Regions from separate parts of the Homo sapiens genome. Here region 2 is linked to region 1. Evidence: chromatin loops called from intact Hi-C (ENCODE). Cell type or tissue: chondrocyte. All regions are shown on one strand. Links, peaks and the distances in the headings refer to the core of each region. The heading gives the core; the rest is flanking DNA. Region 1 overlaps TPBGL (trophoblast glycoprotein like). Region 2 has its middle 7.9 kb from the start of RNF169.

The links. Hi-C counts contacts between places; a loop is a spot of excess contacts. Peaks named below come from ENCODE experiments on the same cell type or tissue, not always from the same donor. Only the 100,000 strongest peaks of a DNase experiment are listed, where the experiment ranks them.
Region 2: it touches region 1 in a loop (2.3-fold over the local background); 4 of 110 quality-filtered maps call a loop at or near these places.

What each region holds. Positions count from the first base shown.
Region 1 is chr11:75,242,798-75,253,591 of GRCh38, forward strand. It overlaps TPBGL (trophoblast glycoprotein like), which reads left to right. Exons shown (of 1, transcript NM_001195528.2): 1 at 1-907. Among named protein-coding and RNA genes, the nearest start is that of TPBGL, 7.4 kb to the left of the region's middle. In chondrocyte, for the core only: a CTCF peak has its summit at 6,049 (motif pointing left); DNase peaks (open chromatin) are centred at 5,984 and 6,304.
Region 2 is chr11:74,735,552-74,746,345 of GRCh38, forward strand. It overlaps the pseudogene RPL36AP38 and the pseudogene RPS12P22. Among named protein-coding and RNA genes, the nearest start is that of RNF169, 7.9 kb to the right of the region's middle. In chondrocyte, for the core only: CTCF peaks have their summits at 4,411 (motif pointing left) and 4,645; no DNase peak of the experiment used is centred there.

The DNA of each region.
Region 1 (10,794 bases), core at 1,676-9,675:
GGCCCTTCCCTTCCTCGGCTCAGGCATGGGGCTCAGCTCCTAGTCTGTCCCTCCCATCCCAGGGACAAGCACAGCCCATCTAGCCTTAGTGTGGAGCCAACTCTCAGCCTTTCCCACCAGGGCGCTGACCTCCCGATACTCAGTGCTGGTCCCCAGTCTCAGACTCTCAGCTCTTCACCCCGATCTGACTTTCGTCCTCCTGCCCAAGCCTTTGGCTCTTGACCCCCCCCCCATACCCAATGCTGGCACTCAGCACCCACCCCTGCCATTCACTAGTCAAGGTCCAGTGAGGAATCCGTCCCTGGGATGTCCTCATCCCCTTTTCGTCCCAGGACGAGCTCTTCAGTCCTGCCGGATAGGTGCAGGTGCCATGCACCCCTAGTGCATACTGGCAGATCCTTGTAGGGAAGGAGAGAGTCTTGGGTGTGTGAAAGGGATAGTGGGGCATCGTGGCCTCAGAGAGGGGCAGGAAGTGGGGTCTGAAGGGCTGGAAGTTGCTGCCCTTCGATTTCTCTATGCTCTCTCCCACCCCTGTGGCTCTTCGCCCTTGGGGATTCCTTGCCACCACCGCTACCACCACCACCTCACCCCGTGTATCTTCTGAAAGAGAAGTAGGTCTTTCCTCCTGCCTCAGGCACAAGCCCTCCTGGTTCAGGGTCAGAAGCTCAGCACCTTGCCTTCTCCATGATCCCAAAGCACAATTGGTGAGTGGGGGAGAGGACCCCCTCTCCCTGACTCCCCACCCTCTAGATCAGGCAGAATGGCTGGCCTGTGCTGCGTCTGCACACAGGAAGTCACCTTCCTTTAATATATTGGCTTGAGGCCTGCCTGCCCTCCCCATACCCAGAAAATCTGGATCTCCCTTGAGCAGTTTTCTATAAAGTCTGCAATAATCTCAGATACTCTACTCTTGTTAGTGGTGCCGTATCATTCCTGCTGACCTTGGAGTACTGATGGGGGTGGGAGGGGACTCTTGGGAGGGCATTTTGGACTTCTTTTTGGTGGGGCAGTGACCCTTGATGCGTTCTCCCAGACTGTGGGAGGAGAAATGGGTTCTGATTGCACATAGCAGGATTAAGGTTAGATACATGGAGGGACTTCCCATTGGGATGACATTGTTCCCCAAGCCAGCCTGCTTTCTATCATCGGAGGAGGGGTTATGCACAGCCAAAGTGGGATTCGACACTTCCTCTACATCCTCTTCCCTCCCGTTCCTCATCTTCAGGATGGGGATGGAGTTAGACTAAGAAACATTAGCCTCAGCCAAGACCATCCGGGAGGAAATCCAGCTACAGAGAATGAGGAGTTAATTCAGACAGGAAAGAGGGATTGTTTGCTGCTTTGGGATCATCCCCTCTAATGAATTATTATCTGATACTCCTTTATGTCCTGTGTCACTTCACACTCTCCTGGCCAGAGGGTAAGACCTGCGTGTTGGGTATGTGAGAGGCTGCGTGTGGGGAGTGTGGATGAAATGACTCCTTGAGATATGTGAAGCCAGGGGACCGGAGGGCCAGGAGGGCCTCCAGGTCCCCAGGCTGGATTGTTTTGCATTCAGGGTCACAGAGCCCTAGAACCATAGGGCAGAAGCCTAGAATTCTGGCATTTTCTAATTTCAGGGCCACATAATTCTAGAATGTGTGCCTTCTAACTATTGAAAAGGACTGCAGAGGTAATGTGGGAAGCCTCCTAAGCTGTCTCAACAGGAGGCATCATCTCGTGATGGGAGGCTCCCTCCCTCCCTTCCTTTCAGTGTCTGAGGAGCCTGCCTGGGACTCTGACAGCCCCAGCTTTGCCATGGGGCCAGGAGCACCCCTCAGCCCAGGACAGCTCTTCACAAGTCAGAGACCGTGCATGGGGCTCCTTGTCTTTTCCCGGCACGCTCTCTACCCCTTCTCCAAGTCATTCCTCATGAGAAAGTATTAAGTCCTCTTGACACATTCCCCTCTGTCAATGACCTCCAAAGGGTGCCCCGCAGTCCCCCAGGACAATATAGTGATGGTCTCTCTAACGCAAGTTAGAGCTTGTTAGTTGATTTTTGATAACTATTGATTTAATACTTAGTTTAGCAGTAGCTCTCATAAAACCTCAAAGATTTTTGCTGACAACCCATAGCTAATTGCAGTTTCACTTGCCAGGACTTACTGTAGTCTTAAGCTACATTAGCAGAGAGCATGTCCTTGGAACTGAGGAGGTGATCTGTAAATCTGTAGATCTCTCCAGTTCCAACGATGTATGTGAGAGCTACTGCTAAGTATCAAATCAATAGTCATCAAAAATCAACAAATTGAGTGTCTACTGTGTGCCAGTTGGTGTTTAACGTTAGTACCATTCACTGATCCCCATTAAATGTCTTTTCTGGGCTGCCATCCTCCTTGCTGTCTGTCAGTGGCCTATAGCCTTATGGGGCTATCAAGGTTCAGGGCCGCCAGCTTCACCTCTTCTACAAACCCAGCCATTCACTCAGCCCTTACTGAATGCAACTCTGCCAGTCCTAGAAAAGCTAACAATCCAGGGAAGGAATCACATTTAATCAAGATCTGGAGAAAAGAAATCCCAGGAAATAATGAGAGCTCAGAGTAAGAGCCCTGACCCCACCTAGACAGACTTCTTAGAGGAAGTCACATTTGAACTGGGTTTTGACGGATGAGTAGAAGTTTGCTGAACAGAGAAAGATCAGAAGTACCAACTTCTGCAAAGGTCTGGAGGCAGGAAGATCTCATTAGCCTGAGGATTGAAGGCCAGCAATGGCTGGGGGTAGGTAGGAGGATGCGTATGGGGTAGAATGGATCTACTACATTCACCACATTCTCCACTGGGAAGCGCTAGAGGGACCTCTGCCCTTGAAGGAAGAGTCAGGAAGGTAGAGAGGTGTGATGGGGGCACAGGCAACTGCACTGTGCCTCCTGCTTGTAAAGCCTGGTTGTTCCTTCCTTCTGCCCATCCTTTTTGTGCCTGGCCTCATGCTGGGCACTGGAGACACAGAGAGGAATCAAACCAACACCATGGCCAGATGAGGGCAGTGAGAGAAGGGAAGGGGAGGGGAGCCCGGAGAAGCCTTGCAGTAAAAAGTGAGATGGAGCAGCCGACTGGCCCTGCCCAGACTCCCTGACACCATCCACTCCAGACTCTTTCTCAGAAGTGCCAGGACCCCACTAAATGGCCAGCCTCCTCCTCTGATCACACACTGGGAGTGCTGTTGGAGTGTGAGGTGAGCAGAGGCCCAGAGGCCTGGGGCCTGCCTGCAGAAGCCAAATGACAGAGGAAGAAATCTACCTCTAGGATGTCCCCTTAAGGAGCAGGCATGGTAAAGAACAGGAGAGGAGAGGACAGGTGTGTATGACTGTCAGAAACGTGGGAGATGTGAAGCCAGCTGCACACCTGGAGAAATGTGGCAGACTTCCCAGGTTCTGTGACCTCAAAAACACTGTGAAATTGCCTTTCAAAGACGTCTCCTTGAGAAGCCTTTTGCTTCCAAGCCCCCTCACCTACTCACACCCTCAGACCTGGGCTGGGAACCAGGGAGGACCTAGCTAGAGTCGAGAGGACTGGGTTTGAGTCTGAACTCAGCACCTGACTTGTCATGTCACCTAGTCCTTAGCCAGAAATACCAGTTGAGACCCTACTATGTGCCAGGGTCTGGGGATTCAGCAGTGACCACAGCAGAACCAGCCCCTGCCTTCCTGGCCCAGCCTGACACTGTGGCCTCGGACACCCCTGCCTGCCTCTGGCTCCGGGTTCCTTCTGTCCAGGCTGGGGCTGGACTTGTGACCTCTAAAGGCACTGCCTGCTCTCCCTGAAGTCCATCTCCTTCTTCATTAAGCCGCTGCCTGGCAGACTCTCGGCCCTAATTTATGGGTATGGCCTTTCCCAGACTGGGAGAAGTGACGGGGGCAGTTAATATTCCTGTGCTAATAATACACTTGGCTGCCTTCTGAGTCCCCCCTCCACCCTTCACCCCTGCCTCACCACCCCCACCTGCTTCCCTCAGCACTGTCACAGGGCGATTTGCCAGGAGCTGGCCAGGCCCATGCAGACCCTCAACTAACCCTTCATTGGATGGGTGGGGAAACTGAGGCCAAGAGTATGCAGGAGCTCGTCCAGGTCACACAGATTGTCAGGAGCAGATCCCGAGCCCAGGATGCCCCAGGGCTACCCCTGCTCTGCCCTGGGTCTGAGCGTCTGGCAGAGCCACCCCGCCTCCTAACTTGCTATCTCCACCCTGTCAGTGCATCCAGGAGCCAGTCCCAAGCCTGAGGTAGCCTGAAGATGAAAATAAGAAAGTGAGCCGTAGAGGGTTGGAAGGACTCTTCAGCCTCTGTCAGCGGCTCCGGACAGGCCTCAGGAGCCCCATGCCAGCATCTTGCAGGCAGCGGCCCTGCTGGGAGTTATGTCTCCCCTCCCTGAGAGGAGAAAGGGGCTTGTCTGGACCTCCAGGCTCTGAGGTCCCAGGCATTAAACTCATTCTTCCTGAGCTTCTATCATCTGAGCATGAGGCTCACCTGGATGAACCAGATCCTGCTCCTGTTCTCGATCAAGATGGTGACCACACACACAGGACACTGTGATCATGGAAGCACAGGGATCCCAGGGAGGCCCCTAACTTAGGGGATCATCCAAGCTGGCAAACTCGGGAGTGAAAGGGGCCACTATTAATCATTACATTGGAGCAAGAATAAACTAGGACTGGCTGGGTGCAGTGGCTCACGCCTGTAATCCTAGCATTTTGGGAGGCCGAGGTGGGTGGATCACCTGAGGTCCGGAGTTCAAGACCAGCCTGACCAACATGGTGAAACCCCGTCTTTACTAAAAATACAAAAAATTAGCTGGGCGTGGTGGCACATGCCCACTCGGGAGGCTGAGGCAAGAGAATCGCTTGAACCCTGGAGGGGAGGTTGCAGTGAGCCGAGATTGTGCCATTGCACTCTAGCCTGAGCAACAAGAGCAAAAGTCTGTCTCAAAAAAAAAGAAGAAGAAGAAGAAGAACTAGGACTGTACCAAGATGCTGGGCCCTGGACTTCAATGACTTTTGACAAGACCTGGAGAGAAAAGAAAAAGTACTAGACTGCTAGACAAGACCAGCAAATCTACCAGCAATAAATAACGAATACACTCCCCTTCTTTGAACCCTATTTTCCAGCTGCACCAAACTATGGGGATGTTAGTAATAGGGCCCAGCTCTTCCATGCCCTGTGCCTTTGCTCACACAGTACCCTCTGTCTAGGATGCCTTCCCCAACACAGGGAGCACTCAAGACAGCCCAGGAGTCCCCCAGTCTTTATGACCCCGCTGTCTTTCTCCTACTGCTGTACCACCCAGAGCTTTCTTTCTACGGACTGGTTTCCTTGCCTCTTGTCTGCACCAGACCAGAAGCTCCCACAGGACAGAGGCCAGACCCAGTCACTTTAAGTCCCCAGTCAGGGTGCACAGAGATTTGTGAACGCTCTCCCAGCCCCTGCCCCCACAGAAATACAAAACACAGAGGAAGAAGCATCACGCAGGACTCTGTGGCCTACCCCTCTGCACGTTGAATGGGTGCTTCCTTTGACTCCCACAACCCCCCCATCATTAAACTGGGGTTTCGATTATATAAGATCCCAGGATGGCTGACTCCGTTGTCTACAAAGTGAGCGAGCAGAAAGAAAATGCAGTTTTAGAATATGTGGTCATGCAAAACACAATTTAGTCTTAGCCTCTTAACTTTGGCACTGATTTATTTGTTTATTTATTTATGAGGTCGGCCTCTGTCACCCAGGCTGGGAATGCAGTGGCGTTATCATAGCTCACTGTAACCTTGTACTGCTGGGCTCAAGCAGTCCTCCCGTCTCAACCTCATAAAGTGCTGGGATTACAGGCATGAGCCACCGCGCCTGGCTAACTTTGGCTTTTTAATACAATTACAACTTCTGGCCCTGCGTTTGGGATCTTTGTCCAGGGCTCTGTTTGGGCAGCCCCTGCTACTGGCTTAGTCTTGGTTCCTCCCCACAGGGAGCTGCAGCGACATCTATTGGCCGATCCGTGTGGGAGCCGAGTCAGCTTTAACTTTTCTTGGTATACATGCGTCATCTGCTGGTGGAGATGGGAAAGTGCCTTTCTTCGTTCAGTCAACAATCCAACAAGTATGTAAGTGCCTGCTGTGTGCCAAGCACTGTGCTAGGAAGATGAGGATACAATTTTAAAGAAAACTAGAGCCGGGTGTGGTGGCTCAGGCCTCTAATCCCAGCACTTCGGGAGGTCGAGGCCGGCGGATTGCTTGACCTCAGGAGTTTGAGACCAGCCTAGGGCAACATGGCGAGACCCCGGTCTCTACAAAAAATGCAAAAAATAGCTGGGCGCAGGGGCGCCCTCCTGTAATCCCACCTACTTAGGAGGCTGAGACGGGAGGATTGCATGAGCCTGGGAGGTGGAGGTTGCAGTGAGCCGAGATCATGCCACTGCACCCCAGCCTGGGCAGCAGAGTGAGACCCCATCTCAAAAAAAGAAAAAAGAAAAAGAAAAGAAAGAAAACCAATAAGATCTCTGTCCTTATAAAACAGTAATAGTAAAAACTAACACATACAGAATTTACTATGTGCCAGAGATTGTTCTAGGTACTTTATATATATTAATCCATCTTGTCCTGATGACAATTCTGTGAAGCAGTTATTCTTATTCCTACTTCACAAATGAGGAAACTAAGGCACGTAGAGATGAATAATTTGCTCAAGATCACACTCCTAATAAGAGGCCAAGTTAGGCTTAGAACTCAGGCTCTGCTCCAGAGCCCTCTTCTTATTTAGACCATAAACAAGCACGATACTTATGAGGGAAATAAGCAGGGTAATGTGAGAGTGAGTGACAAGGAGAGGTCTCCTTTGAGTGGGGTAAGTCATGAAAGACCCCTCTGAGGGCGACCTACCCTGAAGAATGGGAAGGAACAAGCTATGCAGAGAATCTAGGAAAAGTTAATCCAGGCAGAAGCAGCAGCGAGCACAAAGGTGCTGAGACCAAATACTCAAACATCAGGTGGAAGGCAAGTTCTGGCCACTCTACTCCTACACCTCCCCACACTGTCCTTAGACTCATTCCCCACCTGGTCGCAGCTTGGACTTCTCTCATCTGCATCCCTGCCCCAGCTTCCTCCCTGTTCCCCCAGCCTGCAGCCCCCCTCTCTGGTCCCACACTGCAGCCCACACTGCAGTGAAAATGCGTGAATCTGATCCCTCTCCTTACTCTGCCTAAAACCTGTCCCACTGTCTTCTGGATAAAAACAAAGATCTTTGAGGCCAGGTGCAGTGAGTGGCTCACACATGTAATCCCAACACTTTGGGAGACTGAAGCAGAAGGATCAGAGGACAGGTGTTGGAGACCAGGCTAGGCGATATAGCAAGAACTCATCTCTACAAAAAACAAACAAACAAACAAACAAACAAAAAGCTTTTTTTTTTTTTTAACTGATTATCTGTAACTTCCACCCACTAATCAAATCTCCTGCCAGCTTTTCCAGCTCCCTTCACTCTTGTCACTCCAATGTGGTTATAGTTGCCTGAAGGCCCCAGCTTGTCTCACCCTGAGCCTCCCTGTGTGCTGTTTCTTCTACCTGGAAGGTCTGTAGCCCCTCCTTGCCTACCTAATTCCCTTTTTACCCTTAAAAACTCAGTTCAAGACCAGGTGGGGTGGCTCACACCTGTAATCCCAGCACTTTGGGAGGCCGAGGTGAGCGGATCATCTAAGGTCAGGAGTTCGAGACCAGCCTGGCCAACATGGTGAAACCCCGACTCTACTAAAAATACAAAAATTGGCTGGGCATGGTGGGTGTGTGCCTGTAGTCCCAGCTACTCAGCAGAAGAATCACTTGAACCCGGGAGGTGGAGGTTGCAGTGAGCAGAGATTGTGCCACTGCACTCCATCCTGGGCTACAGAGTGAGACTCCGTCTCAAAAAACAAAAAACAAATAACAAAAAACAAAAACTCAGTTCAAGCATTTCGTCCTCTTGGAAGCTGCCTATTTCTCATCTTGGCCACTCTGGCTAAATGTGAGACCTCTCCTTAGGTGCTCTCATGGCACGCTGTGACTACACAACAGGCCCCCTCTGCAATACTCCTCATCAGCAATTCCAAACCTTTAGCATCATGCCTTATCCCCCAATTAATCTGTAAGCAATTTGACTGAAGGGATTGTCTTTTTTTTTTTTTTTTTTTTTTTTTTCTGAGACTGAGTCTCGCTCTATCGCCCAGGCTGGAGTGCAGTGGCGCAATCTCGGCTCACTGGAACCTCCACCTCCCCGATTTAAGAGATTCTCATGACTCAGCTTCCAGAGTAGCTGGGATTACAGGCGCCCACCACCATGCCCAGCTAATTTTTGTATTTTTAGTAGAGACAGGGTTTCACCTTGTTGGCAAGGCTGGTCTCGAACTCCTGGCCTCAAGTGATCCGCCCACCTCCGCCTCCCAAAGTGCTGGGATTACAGGAATGAGCCACTGCACCCAGCCAGGATTGTCTCATTTAATCTTAGTGTCTTCAGGGCCAGCAGAAGCCCCAACAAATGGTACATGCCCAGTAAATATCGTTTGCAGTTGTGAGCTGTAAATTGCTCCATTTCTTTTTATTGAAATTTATACAAAGTCCACTCTTTTTGGCATACAGTTCTATGAGTTTTGACAATTAAGATATAGAGTGTTCCATTGCCCCCCAAAATCCCTCTTCATAGCAGCCCTCCCCCCAAGTCCAGCCATTGGCAACTACTGCTTTGTTTTCTGTCTCCATCGTTTTACCTTTGACACAGTGTCATATAAGTAGAATCATACATGTTTGTCCTTTTAAATCTGACTTCTTTCACTTAGCATAATGCAGTAGAAACTCATCCATGTTGTAGGTATCATTATAGTTTGTTCATTTTTATTGCTGCGTAGTATTCCATCATATGGTTGTACAATCATTTATCCATTCAATAGCTGAAGAGCATTTGGGTGGTTTCCAGTTTTTGACAACTATGAATATAGCCACTGTAAACATTCATGTACAGGTTTTTGAAGGAATGTCACTTTTTATTTCTTTCTTTATTTTATTTTATCTTTTGAGAAAAGATTTCTCTCTGTTGCCCAGGCTGGAGTACGGTGGTACAAACACAGCTCACTGCAGCTTTGAACTCCTGGGCTCAAGCGATCCTCTTTCTTCAGTCTCCTGAGTAGCTGGGATCACAGGCATACACCACCATGCCTGGCCAATTTTTTCCTTTTTTGTAGAGACAGGGCCTCACCATATTGCTTAGGCTGGTCTTAAACTCCTAGGCTCAAGCAATCCTCCCACTTTGGCCTCCCAAAGTGCTTGGATTATAGGCATCAGCTACTGCACCCAGCCACTTTTTCTTTGAAGAGTGGAACTGCTGAATATTATAGTGAGTATGTTCAAATTTATTATAAGAAACTTCCACATTGTTTTCCAAAGTGTCTGTACCATTTTGCATTTCCACTAGCAGTGTATGAGAGTTCTAGTCCCTCTCCATCTTTGCCGAAACCATTTGTTGAAAACAACAACTGAATTTCCTTTGTGCCTTCGTTGAAAATCAATTGACCACCTATGTGCAGGTCTATTTCTGAATTCCCAGTTCTGTTCCATTGATATAGGTGTCTATTCTTTCACCACTGCCACACTGTCTTGATTACTGTAGCTTTCTAGTAAGTCTTCAGACCAGATAGTAGAGTCCTTCAACTTTGTTCTTCTTTATAAAAATTGCTTGGCTATTCTAGATTTTTTACCTTTCTATATAAATTTGGAATCAGTTTCTCTATGTCTTTAAAAGAAAATCCTACAGAGGTCTTGATTTGTATTGTATTGAATCTACTGTCACTTTGAGGAAGATTGACATAACAATATTGAATCTTCTTAGCTGTGAACATGGTATAGCTCTCAGTTTATTTGGGCCTATTTGATTTCTTTCATCAGTACTTTTTACTTTTCAGCATAGAGATTGTGCACATATTTTGTTAGGTTTGTATCTGAGTATTTCAGTTTCGGGTGCTGTTATAAATGGCATCATCTTTTAAATTTCTATTTCAGTTGTTGCATGTTACTCTACAGAAGTACAGTGGATTTTTGTGTGTTAATCATGTTTCCTGCAATCTATCTAAACTCAGTTATTATTTCTAGTAGCTATTTTTTTGCAGATTTCTTAGGATTTTTAATGTAGATAATCAAGATGTCTGTGAATAGAAACCATTTTCATTTTCTTTTTTTAGAGACGGGGGTCTCTCTTTGTTGCCAGGCTGCAATGCAGTGGTGCAATCATAGCTCACTGCCACCTCTAACTCTTGGGCTTGAGGGATCCTCCCACCTCAGCCTCCCAAGTAGCTAGAATTACAGGCATGCACCACGGTGCCTGACTAATTTTTAAATGTTTTTGTAGTGATGGGGTCTTGCCATCTTGCCCAGGTTGGTCTCAAACTCCTGGGCTGAAGTGATCCTCCTGCCTTGGCTTCCCAAAGTGCTGGGATTACAGTTATTTAGCCTCTGTGCCTGGCCTTATTTTATTTCTTCTTTATAATCAGTAGGCCTTTTCTCCCTTTTTCTTGTCTTATTGCACTGGCTAGGACGTCTAGTATAATGTCAAATAGGAGTGGTGAGAGTAGTCATCCTTGCCTTGTTCCCAATTTTAGAGGAAACGTATTAAGTCTCTCACCATAAACTATGTTAGTAGATGTAGGTTTTTTTGTAGATGCTCTTTATCAGGTTAAGAAAGTTTTCTAAGAGCGGTTTGCTTTTTTAAATCATGAACAGATGTTGAATTTTGTCAAGTGCCTTTCTGCATCTGTTGA
Region 2 (10,794 bases), core at 1,202-9,201, 510 kb before region 1:
ACTTAGCCTAGTCCGCTTAATTCTGTCCATAAGATTCTAAAAGAAGATTCACCACAAGAAGATTACATAATAGAGACTCTACACCAGTGGTGTGCTGGTAAATGTTTAACAACTGGTTCTCCAGGGGAAAAAAAGTGTTGTTTTTTACAGTTGCCAATGTCTGTGGTGTAAATACTCCCACTGTGGCCAATTCATGCTACCAATGTGACATCACTGAAAGCGCAGTGGAGAAGAGAGGCACAGTGAAATACCGTTATACAGTATTTCCTCCCTATCGACATAGTAGATGTAAATAACCTCAAGAACATTGAGAGTAGTAATTAGGAAGTGATGACTCAGTTTTTATTACCTCTGTTTTAAGTGTAACTTATTTAATTATACGTTATGTTATTTAATTTTTAGGAATGATTGTGTTCAATAACCAGCTTGCAACATTTCTGAAAATTTAACCCCTGGCTCTCCTTAGCTGGTAAAAGCCCCCTCTAGTACGCTGCTTTTACATGATTAGGTGCTGAAATGCAATGAACAAATAGCCTCTTTAAAGCTGAGTTCAGCCAGTGGTGGTGGCATGTCTGTAGTCCCAGCTTCTCTGGAGGCTGACGTGGGAGGATCACTTTGAGACCAGCCTGGGCAACATTGTGAAACCCTATACCATTTAAATAAATAAATAAATAAATAAATAAATAAATAAAGCTGAGTCCAATTTATTTACATTAGGAGGAAAGTCTTATTTAAAGGACCTTCACAGTTAATTTATTTGTGAACAATTCCTACCCTACTCTCACCCCTCAACTGGGTCAGTTACTCACCTATATAACAAACATTTATTTAGAACCTACTATCATTTTTGTATTTATTTGGCTCTCCAGATGTTGTGCATATAGTTGGCCTAAATAAAAATGTCTGTAGAATGGATGAATGAATCCTCAGCACCTGAAATAGTGCCTGATGCATTGTGGGTGCTCGATCAGTATCTATGTGAGTGAATGGATCTTCTTAAAGTGAGGCTCATCCGTATTTACATAGGTTTCCATATGGCTATGTGAATATTCCCAAGTCTTTTTTCTCCCTCATTGAGCCCTCTGTTCCCAGGACAATCTGTACACAGCAAGAGGAGGAAGTATCAGGAAACCAGAATGGGGAACACATAGCCCTTAATGTCAGAGAGCCCTCATGAGGAAAACTGAGTGGGGACATGGTGTCTTCAGCAGAAGACATGGAGTGGGATCATCATTCTTCTAGAGTCTTAAGCCCTGCCACTGGCCAGAGGCCTCCTCTACTGGGGCATCCTCACTTACCAAGTATCAAAGAGAGTGGACCTTGTTCTCTCACCTCCTCCACATTCAGGGGACTTTAGAAAAGCAGTTTGTTCTCAGAGACTTCTTTCAATAGGTCTGTGAGGATGCAGTTAGAGCACCAGAAAACAGTGCCATACAACTTGGGTCACGCAGTTGGAAGGTGGCAGGCACTGTGTCCACCTAAAGGTGGGAATGAAGAGCCACTAGAATTATCTTTTAAAAATGTAAATCAGGCCAGGCGTCATATGTCATGCCTGTAATCCCAGCACTTTGGGAGGCTGAGGTGGGAGGATTGCTTGAGCCCAGGAGTTTGAGACCAGCCTGGGCAACAAAATGAGACCCTGTCCCTACAAAAAACTTAAAAATTAGCTGGGCATGATGGTGTGTACCTGTAGTCCCAGCTACCTGGGAGGCTGAGGCAGGAGTATTGCTTGAGCCTGGGAGGTCAAGGCTGCAGTGAGCCATGATTGCACCACTGCACTCCAGCCCGGATGACAGGGTGAGACCCCATCTCTGAAAAAAAAAAAAAAAAAAAAGAAAGAAAAGAAAAGTAAATTAGTGAAGTCCCTTCTTTGCTTAAAACCTCTCCATTGCACTTAGAATAAAATCCAAAGGGTGGGTGCAGTGGCTCACACCTGTAATCCCAGCACTTTGGGAGGCCAAGGTGGGAGGATCACTTGAGTCCAGGAGTTTGTGACCAGCCTGGCCAACATCATGAGATCTCATTTCTACAAAAAATTAAAAAATTAGCCAAGCGTAGTGGCACAAGCCTGTAGTCCTAGCTGCTCTGGAGGCTGAGGTGGGAGGATTGATTGAGCCTGGGAGGTGGAGGCTGCAGTGAGCCAACATCGCACCACTGTATTCCAGCCTGGACAACAGAGCAAGGCACTGTCTCTAAATAAATAAATAAGAATAAAATCCAAATCATTTGCCAAATATGTAAAGCCTTCCATGCCCTGGCCCTGTCTACACTCTGACTTCAGACCACTCTCCCTGTGCTCACTATGCTCTAGTACACGGGCCTTCTTTCTGTCCCTGGGATACATCAAGCTGCCTGGTCCCTCCTCAGGGATTTTGCCCTTGCTAGTTCTCCTGCTTGGAATGCTCTTCCCTCAACCTTTTCTACAGATAATACTTCATTCAGCTCAAATGTCACTTCTTTAGTGATGTTTCCCTGGTCCAATCTATGTAATGATGCCTGCTTTTGAGTAATTTTCTATCTTATTGCCTTGTTTTCTTTCCTTTCTTATCATTCTCTGAAACATATTTTTCACTTGTATATTATCTGTCTCCCTCATGAGCACAAAAGCTCTGCAACAGCCTAGACTTTAATTTTTTTTGTTTTATTTTCTATTTTTTTTTTTTTTTAAAGACAAAGACAGCATCTCGCTATGTTGCTCAGTCTGGTCTCAAACTCCTGGGCTCAAGCCATCCTTCTGTCTTGACATCCCAAAGTGCTGGGACCACAGGTGTGAGACACTGCGTCTGGCTGTGGACTTTAATTTTTGATCACTGCTATATCCCTAGCTCCTGGAACAATGCCTAATACATAACAGATTTTTTTGTATGTGTGTGTGAACCTAACTTCAATATTTTATTGTCTTCACAATTAAAAAAAAGATGAAGCTTTGAACTAGGTCACTTGGCCCTTTTCTTCCTATCTCCCGCCAGTTTAAAATGCTTGCATCTCTTAATAGTCAGCCTTCTCTTAGCTCTGCAATTGGGCTCAATGCACTCAAGGCTCAGCACAGTCTTTTTTGTGGTTTTAACCTTTTTCTGGAAAATTGGCTTAGTCTGCCCACCCTAGCCACTCTGCTTCTTGTTATAATGCTGCTTTCCCTGGACATACAGTGGATCCTTACCCTTCTTGTACTGCGTCAGTTTGTGGGGTTGGTGCTTGCCTCACTTCTTACGGAAAGTCTGGCAGGTTTTAGGAATGTTCACCATGTTTGTAGGTGTGCTATTGATATAGAAAATGAATTTAAAAAAGAAAGAAAAGAAATGGAGGATGGAATATTTATCTGTGTTATCTGATTCATATGAGTAATGAACCCTAGATTCAAGACCCCAAATCCTTGGAATTCACCCACATTAGTATTTTCATCATCATTATTATTCCCCTTACTTTTATTATCATCTCACCACCATCATTATCAATAACAGCACTGCACGGCACATGGGAGTATTTAACGTTGTTGAATGACTGAATAAATGAATAGCAACTTTACAGCTGACCTCGGACTTCCTTTTTAGTCTTATTTACTCCTCCTCCTCTGCTTCAGTCCAACTTCTTATCTATACTGTGTGTAGCTACTCAGAGTCATTTTCACTGAACACATGCCTCCATGCCTCCTTGTGTTGGCTTATTCTGCTATTCTTTCTATTTGTAATTCCCATTTCCCTTCTCTGATGAGTTCTCATTCTTCCTTTAGGACCTAATTCTGTATTTCATCCAGGTACATAGTCACTTCCTCTTCTGTGCCTCCATATTGCCTTTTCTACATCACTGTTAAATGCTCATCTCTTAAATTATAGGTGTTGTTGTATCTGTCTCCCTCCCTAGATAGGGAGTATCATGAGGGCAGAGATGGTATATTTCATCTCTGTGTTATCAGGAACCATTATTGGACTTGCCATATAGCAGTTTAACAATATTTGTTGAAATCTTCCTTTTTGTATTGGGCATACAGGTTGCCTTGCAGAAGAGTGTGCTAGAGGAGAAGATGTACAATGTTGGTCAGAACATGGTCCCTTGCCCCAAGTTCTTACAATCTAATTGGGAGAGAATCTTTTCATAGAGATATAGCATTAAAACTCGATGTATTCTAGAATTAAATATGAGACTGGAGAAAGCTTGGTGTGGAACATGTGTAGAACTGGAGTAGTGAGTCAAAAGATTTGTTTTCTAGTTTCTACTTTACTAGTCACTCACTATGTGGCTTTGGCAAATTATTTCCCCTCTTTAGACCTTGGTTTTCTTCTCTTGAAACAAAAAGGTTTGATTAGAAGCCTTGGATGGTTTTTTAAAGCCAGTTATAGCTCTGACATTCTGATTCTGGAGTTTGGAAACTGGGTGGAGGAGACCGCGTAGGCTCAGTTTGCCCCCTGGTGGTCAAACTGAGCAACATCGCAGACCTAGGAGACGCCTGCAGGCATTTCCCAGGGATGGGATTGCAGAACACAGAGCCAAGTAAACAAAGAACAGTGGGACGATGACCATTCTAGTGCAGAACCCATCAGGTTTCTCGTTGATCACTAGTAGATTGGTATAGAAGCCTGTCTTCCTTCAGGACAAAGGAACTTGGGAGATCATGCTTTCTGTTCTCAGCCTCCAGCTGAACCCATCTCTCCCGTTTCTTTCCAAAGTAGACAAAGTCAATCTCTGAGAGGCTATTTTGTAGCTCCCCTGACTTTTTCTTCTGCTGCAATCACAGTGCTCTCTTCTGAGGCAAATCCTCCATTCTGCTCAATGTAACTATTCGTCTATTTATTTATGACAAGAAGAGGTTTTCACTCTTCTCATTCTTTTCCTGGGACAGGTCCATGACCCACTCCTTCTTGGAGACTTGGACCAAAGTGAAGGTAGTAGGATATCTTTGATGAGACTGGGAAAATAGAGACTCTGTGAGAATAAGAAATGTGATTTACGCTATAAAAGGTGAGCAATACTAGCAGAGAAAGTTTTGTCTTTTAGATATTTCACTCTGAGTGCAGTTGGGTAAGGCCATTTGCCCATTTCTTTTCCCTCTTATTCTCTATATCTTGAACCTAAGGGATTTCTTTTTTAAAAAATTTTTTAATGATAATTAATTCTCATCTTTTTTTATTATTATACTTTAAGCTCTAGGGTACATGTGCACAACGTGCAGGTTTGTTACATATGTATACATGTGCCATGTTGGTGTGCTGCACCTGTTAACTTGTCATTTACATTAGGTATATCTCCTAATGCTATCCCTCTCCCAGCCCCCCACCCCACGACAGGCCCCGGTGTGTGATGTTCCCCACCCTGTGTCCAAGTGTTCTCATTGTTCAATTCCCAACTGTGAGTGAGAACATGTGGTGTTTGGTTTTCTGTCCTTGCGATAGTTTGCTCAGAATGATGGTTTCCAGCTTCATCCATGTCCCTACAAAGGACATGAACTTATCCTTTTTTATGGCTGCATAGTATTCCATGGTGTATATATGCCACATTTTCTTAATCCAGTCTATCATTGATGGACATTTGGGTTGTGAACCTAAAGGATTTCTTAAAGCCACCTCTATCCTCTTAAAAAACAAAAAGAACAACTCTACACTATAAATATATACAATTTCTATTTGTCAATTAAAATTTAAAAAACAGCTGGGCATGGTGGCTCATGCCTGTAATCCCAGCACTTTGGGAGGCCAAGGTGGGCAGATCACGAGGTCAGGAGTTTGAGACCAGCCTAGTCAATGTGGTGAAACCCTGTCTCTACTAAAAACACAAAAAATTAGCCTGGCGTGGGGGCACGCACCTGTAGTCCCAGCTATTCAGGAGGCTGAGGCAGAAGAATCGCTTGAACCCAGGAGGCGGAGGTTGCAGTGAGCCAAGATCATGCCACTGAACTCCAGCCTGGGTGATAGAGCTAGACTTCGTCTCAAAAAGAAAAAAAATTAAAAACAACTAAATCAAAGAGGAAACTAATTGCTTGGAACTTGGGGCCAGAGCCTAGAGGAACAAGAATAGGGGCCCTGAGTGCAGGGAAAAGAGGAAGAAAGACTGAGGCGAGGAGAGGGAGGTGCAGAGAGGAGTAAGACTAGTTGCCAATTCTAAGTGGATTTATAGGCATCTGGAGGGAAAATGTAAAGCAATTAAAGAGGCCAGGCATGGTGGCTCACGCCTGTAATCCCAGCACTTTGGGAGGCCAAAGCCGGCGGATCATGAGGTCAGGAGATCAAGACCATCCTGGCTAATACGGTGAAACCCCTTCTCTACTAAAAATACAGAAAAATTAGCTGGGCATGGTGGTGGGCGCCTGTAGTCACAGCTACTCGGGAGGCTGAGGCAGGAGAATAGTGTGAACCTGGGAGGTGGAGCTTGCAGTGAGCTGAGATGGCGCCATTGCACTCCAGCCTGGGTGACAGAGCAAGACTCCGTCTCAAAAAAAAAAAAAAAAAAAGAAAGAAATTAAAGAACTATTTTGCCCCACCAATGTGCTTTTTTGTTAGTTAGAATATTTTTCTGACAATGAGTACTTTGAAAGTCACTAAACATAAAAGTGTAACTAAGGCGATAACATTCATTCATTCCACAGCAGCTGGAATATGTCAAACACTGTACCTAATGCTGTTCCTGCTCAAACTGGTCAGCATCTAGACTTTGTCTTCCGTGTTTGCTGCTGAATTCTTAGCACTTACATAATCCTGCCACATAGTAGGTGCTCAATAGATATTTGTTGAATGAATGAATGAATGAATGAATGAACATTAGCTGCACCATACTTTCTCCAGTAATATCTCAACTCTGGGGGTGGGATGAAGCCTGCTTAGATTCTTTTTGTTATTCACTGATAATTATAGAATCGAGATTTATCCTTATAGAATACAAATCCAGGCTAGGCATAGTGGCTCACGCCTGTAATCCCAGCACTTCAGGAGGCCAAGGAGAGTGGATCACTTGAGGTCAGGAGTTTGAGACGAGCAGGCTGGCTAACATGGTGAAACCCCGTCTCTACAAAAATACAAAAAAAAAAAAAAAAATTAGCCAGGTGTGGTGGTGCATGCCTGTAGTCCCAGCTACTCAGGAGGCTGAGGCAGGAGACTTGTTTGAACCCAGGAGGTGGAAGTTACAGTGAACCAAGATTGTGCCACTGCACTCTAGCCTGCGTAACAGAGCAAGACTCCATCTCAAACAAACAAACAAAACCAAAACAAAAATCCATATGTACCAATCCCTTGGGCCAAATATTAAATCTTTCAATTACTTTAGGTTTAAATGAGAGAGGTATATGGTTGCTTAGCATGACACTTGGCACGTGGTAGTTGCTCAATAAATTCTAGTTTCTTTTCTTCTCCAGTTTTCTAGTCTCATCTCCAACCTGATGTTCTAGCCACATCAAATTCTTTGTCAGTCCCACACAGGTCCCAAACTTTTATGCCTTTGTGCCTTGGCTCTTATTTTCTCTCTGCTTTCCGTTGTATCCATGTGGTGAACTTCCTTCCCTCAGTCTTTAAAAACGAGCTCAAATGTCCCCTCTTCTGTGAAATCTCCTGAACTTCCTCTCACCTTTGCTCCCTGCTTCCATGGCATTCTGTTTATGTCTGTTGTAGCCCTTGCAATTCTTCTATAACTCTTCTGTTTTCTGCTATATTTTTTTCTACTTTTGCCCTTCTGTTAGGTTTTGACTTTGAGGGGGCAAGGACCAAGTCTTATTTGTATTCATAGAGTGTTTGGAAAGAGTCTGGAGGAGGCTGGGCAGATGACATGACAAACACAGATGGAGGGATTAGATTTGCAAAAGAATTACCTAGGCCGGGCGCAGTGGCTCACGCCTGTAATCCCAGCACTTTGGGAGGCCGAGGCAGGTGGAGGTCAGGAGATGGAGACTATCCTGGCTAACACAGTGAAACCCCATCTCTACTAAAAATACAAAAAATTAGCCGGACATGGTGGCGGGCACCTGTAGTCCCAGCTACTCGGGAGGCTGAGGCAGGAGAATGGCATGAACCCGGGAGGCAGAGCTTGCAGTGAGCCGAGATCGCGCCACTGCACTCCAGCCTGGGCGACAGAGCGAAACTCTGTCTCAAAAAAAAAAAAAAAAAAAAAAAAAAAAAAAAGAATTACTTCTTCCTCTGAAACAAAAGGGAAGGAACTGAAGATGAATAAAAGTAAGAAGGTAGCAAGAATCTTTAAAGCAAAATGGAAGGGGCCAAATCTCAGGGGGAGATCTGACTTGAGGGAGGAAGAGCACAGGAAGAAGATGCTATCCAAAGAGGACAGGTGGCACTGGTGTGGTCTGAGGGGCTTAGCCTTCTCCTTTTTAGATGTGTAAGGTCTCAGGATGGACTCAGCAGCACTTAAGCTGGAAGGAGAGGTCTTGGGCTTGCAGGAAGAAACAGCCTTGTCTCCACCTGGAACTAGGCTGAATGGCCTTGCTCATATCTGAGTCTTTCAGTCCAGCAAGGAGAAGCTGGAGCCATCAGCTAGAGGGAAGTTTTGTAGTGATGTGGATGAGGAGTGAGGAAGGGGTAGTGGTGGGGTGGAACCATGCAGAGCTATCTGGGTAGAGGTGCTATGAGAAGGATGGTAGGGAATTCTGACAGCAATGCAATCCTCAGAAAGCAGCTGGAGGGGAAGCATTGGTACCTGGGGCTGCACTGCCATTTGTTCCAGTTGGCATCGTGCATTAAAGGGAGTCTGTGAATCCTTCTTCCCATGGTGGTCTGTGGTGCAGGTGGGGCCTTAGAGAAAAGCTATTTGGGCTTGTTCTACTCTAGGCTGTTGGCTTAAGCTTCTTGTATCATTTTATAATCTACCAAGCACCCTTGACAACCATTTTTAGGCGACACTTCAAAAACAACAAGCTAATGTCTCAGTTAGAGTACTTTGATGTAAACAACAGAGACTGTGAGTCATTTAAGAAAAAATGAAATTTACTGAAAGGATACAAAGAGTTGACAGGAAAACTGCAGCATCGGATATGGAAAATGGGCTGTAACCTAGGCAGGCTCGGCAACGGGAACCACAGCCAAGTCTGTGTCTCAGGTACAGCCTGGCATGGCCACCCTCATCATGGCAGGGCCACCCCCCTCAAACCCCACCAGGGCCCCACTGCTGTTGCATACCTACTGTCTCTGTTGCTATGAATAATTCTAAAATTGTCTCTATGTTTTCATGTCACTTGCTGAAGATGCCAAGCTCAGAGAATAGTGGCCAGGTGGCTGAGCCTGGGTCATGTGTCACGTCCTAACTGTTAGGGGGCAGGGAGAAGAATATCCCTTCAGGTTCAGCTTCCCTAGCCTCATCAATACTATATAGAATGGGGAATTCCCTAAATAGAAAGGAGGTTTGGGCCAGGCACGGTAGCTCATGCCTGTAATCCCAGCACTTTGAGAGGCCGAGGCAGGTAGATCACTTGGGCTTAAGAGTTCAAGACCAGCCTGAGCAACATGGTGAAACTCTGTCTCTATAAAAAATATAAAAGTTACCTGGGTGTGGTGTTATGTGCCTGTAGTCCCAGCTACTCAGGAGGCTGCGGTGAGAGGATTGCTTGAGCCTGGGAGGCAGAGGTTGCAGTGAGCCGTGATTGCTTACTGCCCTCCAGCCTGGGCAAAAGAATGAGACCCTGTCTCAAAAAAAAAAAAAAAAAAAAAAAAAAGAGAGAAAGAAAGGAAGGAAGGAAGGAAGGAGGGAAGGAAGGAAAGAGGTTTGGATGCATTTTTGTCAGTTTTCAATTTTCATCACAATCCCAGGCTGCTAGGCTTGAAACTTTAGAATCATCCTCATTGTTATTAGCTTCCCACATAGTGAGTGGCTCTCCAGATTTCTTAGGTGTGCCTTGCTCTCTGTCACCACTATTGCTTTTAGTAAGATTACTCAGCAATGGCATAGAGGAGAGAAGAGGCTGGAAATTGGAAGTTGGACTTCTACAATGTTAGTGCTGGAATGGTCCTTTGAATTTATCTATTGTAGTGGTCTTACCTAGGAGTATTCATTAGAATTCTTATGGCACTAAAAAAAAAAATACACAGCCTGGTATCCCCCACCTGGGTTTCTGGGTTCACTAGATCTGAGGTGGGACCTTGATATATACAGGTGTTTCTGAGGTGTGTCCCAGGTTGAGAACTGATGACTTTCTTTTTTTTTTTTTTTTTTTTTTTTGTGAGCCAAAGATTTATTTCTTCATTTCTTGCATTTGAAATACTCTTCGATGACATCCTTGGCCTGAGACTCCTTGCCATAGTCCTTAACTACTACACAACTGTAACCAACCACTTTATGGGGTTTCCCCTCTCTGTCAATTTTACAGAGGCCTACCCATTCTCCTAGTTTCTTGTTGTCATCAACCTTAATTAGGTTGATTTGGTGTTCAGCACAAAGGGCCTCCACCAACTTGACATACATAGGCTCATCACAGTTGGATGCAAGCACACAAAGATGGGCTTGGCGCTTGTCTAAGACTTTGGCAGCTTCGCGAATTCCACGTGCTAGGCCATCGTGGATGAGGGCGGTCTTCAGCACCTCTTGTAAAGCAGTATTAACCTCCATTACACCTCCAGCAGCAATGCCTTCCTCGGCCATGGCAGTGGGTTACGGGTGAACCTGAATCTTGAACGCACCCAAGCCTCCGCCTCCGCGCGACTCGGCGGCAGGAGGGAAAGGGCGAGAACTGATGACTTTCAATACTCTTTTTTTTTTTCGAGATGGAGTCTTGCTCTGTCGCCCAGGCTGGAGAGCAGTGGTGCCATCTCGGCTTACTGCAACCTCCGCCTCCCGGGTTCACGCCATTCTCCTGCCTCAGCCTCCCGAGTA